Regions from separate parts of the Homo sapiens genome. Here region 2 is linked to region 1. A link is an interaction called in ENCODE POLR2A ChIA-PET data of the cell type or tissue named here. Cell type or tissue: CD4-positive, alpha-beta T cell. All regions are shown on one strand.

Evidence for each region. ChIA-PET counts read pairs that join two places held together with the same protein. Peaks named below come from ENCODE experiments on the same cell type or tissue, not always from the same donor. Only the 100,000 strongest peaks of a DNase experiment are listed, where the experiment ranks them.
Region 2: POLR2A ChIA-PET joins it to region 1 with 6 read pairs; 2 of 35 experiments call an interaction of 5 or more read pairs at or near these places.

Annotation. Positions count from the first base shown.
Region 1 is chr17:28,742,804-28,745,303 of GRCh38, reverse strand. NEK8 (NIMA related kinase 8) reads right to left here. Exons shown (of 15, transcript NM_178170.3): 15 at 1,849-2,500. It overlaps TRAF4 (TNF receptor associated factor 4), which reads right to left and starts at 1,293. Exons shown (of 7, transcript NM_004295.4): 1 at 1,049-1,293. The coding sequence starts at 1,191. RefSeq lists silencers at 815-1,014, 1,035-1,444, 1,899-2,193 and enhancers at 1,899-2,193, 1,217-2,217. In CD4-positive, alpha-beta T cell, no CTCF peak of the experiment used is centred here; DNase peaks (open chromatin) are centred at 53, 903, 1,323 and 1,982; H3K4me3 peaks cover 2,129 bases; H3K27ac peaks cover 925 bases.
Region 2 is chr17:28,309,761-28,312,260 of GRCh38, reverse strand. No RefSeq gene overlaps it. Among named protein-coding and RNA genes, the nearest start is that of TMEM97, 8.2 kb to the left of the region's middle. In CD4-positive, alpha-beta T cell, no CTCF peak of the experiment used is centred here; no DNase peak of the experiment used is centred here.

The sequences.
Region 1 (2,500 bases):
GGCCCAGGCTGTGGGGAACAGAAAACAAAGGGCCTGCTGAGATTTCCGCCAGTAGGAGCTACGGAGGACCGAGCGAGGGAGGGAGGCACGGCGGGAGGGAGCACCGGAGGCAGGCGTCTCAGAGGTACTATCCCTGCCAGGCCCTCGATCCCCTCGTCCCAGCAAACAGCCAGGCAGTGGCCGACTCGGCCTTCCCCTGCGCTCTGGGGGCATGACCTCCGAAGAGTCGGGGCTCCTTCACCCTGCTTCCCACACCCGGGCCTGAGGGGTTCCCTGCGTGAGCAGGAGATTCAAGACATACAGGGCGCCCAGAAACTTGATGGATGCCCAAGAGCCAAGGGCTAACCTGCGTCCTGAGAGGGCAGCGGGAGTTCAGTAACAACACGAGTGCGACCCCCTTCTTCATGACTTATGGACCACCCGCCTTACTCCAGCCCCCGGGAGAGAGGGGAGCCGCCTAGAGGGGTCCTTCTTCGGGGGAGGATTCAGTCCTTCCTCCATTGTGTGATCATAAGCAGTCCGGGTTTAAATCCTAGTTAAGCCTTTAAGTAACTATGTGACCCTGGGCAAGTCGCAGCCTTTCTTTGAATCTCGTTTCATGATCTGTGAAATGGGAGAACAATAGCTACCGTTCTCTGAACGTTCGAAGAATCAGAAGAGGTTAGATGGGGGAAAGCTCCGGAGGCTCAAACTGCCACGCGGGAGCGGGTTTTGTCCTCTTCCCCCAGGATTCAAAGTTCAAGGCTGAGGCCGCGCCGGCTCTCAGGTGACGGGGAAGGGCCTCTTCCCCTCCTGACCCCACGAGAAGGCGCCGAGGTCTTCCGCCCCGGGCCGGGCAGTTGGGACCCGCCCGGACCCCTCGGATTCCTGCGGGGGGGGCCTCCCTCGGGGCTTGACGTCATCCCTCCCCGTGACGTCACGGGGCGCCCCTGAGGTCACAGGGTCGCAGCGCAGACAAAGGCCCGCCTTGCCCCGGGCCCGAGACCCTCCCCAGGCGGCGCCCCCCGCCCCGCCCCGCCCCCGCTGTCCCCTGCTCCCCGGCCAGCACCTGAGGAACTCCTGCAGGCAGGTATCGCAGAAACGGTGGCCGCAGGTGGAAACCTGCACAGGCTCGCGCATGGGCTTCCCGCACAGTGGGCACAGCAGCCGTCGCTTGGGCTTCTCCAGGAACTTGTAGTCGAAGCCAGGCATGGCGGGCGAGCGGCCGGCACGGGCGAGCGGGGCCAGGCACGCGGCGGCCCCACAGCCCGCGCCTCGCTGGAGCGGCGCTCCCGGCTCCGGGCGGCGCCGACTGGCGGTCGCGGCCAGGGCTCGGCTGTGAAGCCCGCCCTCCGGAAGAGAGGGCGGACCGCGGCCGCGCGGTCCTAATGCGCGCCCTCGCGGCCCCGCCCACCCCCGAGTGCATGGTTTTTGGGTCTGGTGACCGCCAGTCTCGCCCACCCACGGGATCATGGGCTTTTCTTTCCCCTGGGGGACAGAGATCGTGGCTCCGCTTCTCCCCAGAGCCCGCGGGCCCCGGGGAAGTGCGGGTCGGAAAAGGGGACGGGCCGCGCCACAAAGGTTTTCTTCTCCAGAGGCAACAGCTCGGCCTCCGGGGCCGTGAGCAGCCCAGGAACCGTGGCCCCAGCTTCCAGGTGCTAGGCAGCCGAAGCCTGGCAACCAGCTCCGGGGAGCCCAGCTGGGGCGGGGAGGCTGGACTGGGCGCTGGGCCAGAGGAACCTCGGCCCCAGCCTCCGGCTGCGCCCACATTCCTCCCTTGGCCGCAGCCCTGCCACCGAGGTCGGGCCCAGCCCAGTCCTGGGGTGCCTGGTCGCCACCCCCACCCTTGAAGACACCACACTCCAGGCAGGCAGCTGATATTTTTATTGGCCTTCCTGTCCTCTGGGAAACCGGTCTGGTCCCACCAGCTACCCATTCTCTCAACTGTTTCTGGGGAAAGGCATGGGGGGGACGGGCAATCTCCAGCGCGGATCTTTTCTGCAGCACTTAGTGACTCCTGCCCTCCTGCTGGGGAAGAGAGGCAAGCCGACGTCTAGCAAATCCTGCCTCAGGATGAAAGTGTAGGGGAGGTGGCAGCACTCCCGGGGACCGCCCAGCCCCGGGCTATGCAGAAGCTAGGCAGGCCTAATGGCCAGTCCAGGCAGGCCCTGGCTTGCCCTGCTCCAAAGTATGGAGATAGAGTCCCGGTAAGCACCAAATACTTTTTTTTTTTTTTTTTTTTTTTTTTTTTTGAGAGGGAGACTTGCTCTGTCATCCAGGCTGGAGTGCAGTGGTGCGATCTCGGCTCACTGCAAACTTCACCTCCCGGGTTCAAGGGATTCTCTTGCCTTAGCCTCCAGAGTAGCTGGGATTACAGGCGCCCGTCACCATGCCTGGTTAATTTTTGTATTTTTAGTAGAGACGGGGTTTCACCATGTTGGCCAGGCTGGCCTCAGTCTACTGACCTCAAGTGATCCGCCCGCCTTGGCCTCCCAAAGTGCTGGAATTACAGGCGTGAGCC
Region 2 (2,500 bases), 430 kb after region 1:
TGGTTACCTCTAAGAAATGAAACAGAGGAGAAAGGAGGGCTTTCTTTCAGTTTTTACTTGTTACAGTGTAGCGTGAACTTTTAACAACATCTGTTTTACATTTGTATTATTTGTGTTTAATAGTATATTTTAATAAAAGGGGCCACAATGTACTAAAAAATTAAAGACATTGCTAGCACAACCTTTCCTCACCTGTGACCAGGCTGTCAGACTAGATAATGTATCTAGAGGTAAGATTAAAGTTCTTACAAAAAAAAATTTTTTTTTAAGTTCTGCCTGTGTGTTCAGTCTAACAAAAATGTCTCAAGAAAAGCATCTTACAAAAAAATGTCCTTAATGGGCATAATTTTAACAGTGCTAATTACCTTTAAAAGACTGTGGGCCTGTAATCCCAGCTACTCTGGAGGCTGAGGCACCAGGACTGCTTGGGCCCAAGAGTTTGAAAACAGCCTGGGTAACACACGCTGTTAAAAAAAAAAAAAGAAAAAAGAAAAGAAAAGAAATGGAAAAAATGGAGAGAGAGGAGTGGACAAGAGCAAGGATGTGAAAGAACTCAGTCTTTACCGTGGTTAACTTGAATAAAATAAAAATTGTCTTGTATGAACCAGCCTCTTCTCATTTCATTTACATAGGCAACATGGCAAAACCCTGTTTCTACCCCACCCCCCCCCCCAAAAAAAAGCCACACACGCACACACCAAAAAGAACAAAAATTAGCCAGATGTGCTAGTGCACACCTGTAGTCCCACAGCTACCTGGGAGGCTGAGTCAGAAGAATAATTGAGCCCAGGAAGTAGAAGCTGCAGTGAGCTGTGATTGTGCCACTGCCTTGTAGCCTGGGTGAGCCTTAGTTACTCTAAATCAACACTTTTTTTTTTTTTTTTTGAGATGGAGTCTAGCTCTGTCGCCCAGGCTGGAGTGCAGTGGTGCAATCTAGGCTCACTGCAAGCTCCGTCTCCCGGGTTCAGGCCATTCTCCTGCCTCAGCCTCCCGAGTAGCTGGGACTACAGGCACCTGCAACCACGCCCGGCTAATTTTTTGTATTTTTAGTAGAGACGGGGTTTTACTGTGTTAGCCAGGAATCAACACATTTTTTTTTAAAGGAATAAGCTTTGTAAATATTTTCTCCTAGTCCAGCTTATGAATTTTTTATTTCATATATTGTGCTTTTGGGCTGTCTCTAAGAAAATATTTGTCTAGCCTGTGGTCGCAAAGATTTTCTTCTGTATTTTTCTTTTAGAATATTTCATTTTCAGTTTTACATTTAGGTCTGTAGCGCATTTTAAGTTAATTTTTTATTATGATTCAAAGTATGGATTGAGGCTCTTTTTTTGTTTTGCATATGGACACCGAGTTCTAGTGTCGTTTATTGAAAACACTATCATTTCTCTGTTGAATTCTCTTTGTACTTTTGTTGAAGATTAATCATAGATGTGTGGGTCTTTTTTTGGACTAAAACTCTAAAACTATATTATTAATCCTGATTTGTATTGCATCTGACAGATCCAGAATGATTTGAAAAGTTAATTAGCTAACAAATTTAGAAGTTTGTTAAGTGTCTTATTTGGAACCTGGCATTTGCTGACAGTAGTTTGTAATCTACAGAAGGGTTTTCTAAAATAACTTTAAGCCTAAGATTAAAAGAAGATTTTGCTAATGACTCATTATCTGTTTGGAAAAACTTGTGTGATTTTTCATGCAGTAGGGATGAGCTGAAATGGTTTTTCCTAGAAGATGCCCATTTTCTTTTTTGTAGAATTACTTGGTAGTTCTCTAATAATCTGTTTGTGCTTTATATCATCTTTGATAGTGATACATTTGGGGGCAGTTCTCTTTTTGTTTAAAAACCATCACGTAGTTGTCCTAAGTTAAATATTCTAGGCCAGACTTGATGGCTTATATCTGTAATCCCAGAATTTTGAGAGGCAGAGGCAGGAGGATCACTTGAGCCCAGGAGTTTGAGACCATCTGGGCAACAGAGTGAGACCGCTCTACAAAAATCAAAAACAGGTCGGGTGCGGTGGCTCAGGCCTGTAATCCCAGCACTCTGTGAGGCTGAGGTGGGCGGATCACCTGAGATCAAGAGTTTGAGACAAGCCTGGCCAAAAAAAAAAAAAAAAAAAAAGAGAAAAGAAAAAAAAGTAGTTGGCTGTGGTGGCGCATGCCTGTGATCCCAGTTACTCAGGAGGCTGAGGCAGGAGAGTTGCTTGAACCCAGTTGGTGGAGGATGCAGTGAGCCGAGATCGCGCCACTGCACTCCAGCCTGGGTGATGGAGCAAGACTCCATCTCAAAAAAAAAAAAAAAAAAAAATCAAGAACATATCCAGGCATGGTGGTACATTCCTGTTGTCCTAGCTGAGGTGGAAGGATTGCTTGAGCCCAGGAGTTCAAGGTTACAGTAAGCTATGATGGCCCCACTGCACTCCAGCCTGGGTAGCAGAGAGAGACTCTGTCTCTAAACAAACTAAAGGTTTAATTACTTTTTAAAAAGTAGTACACA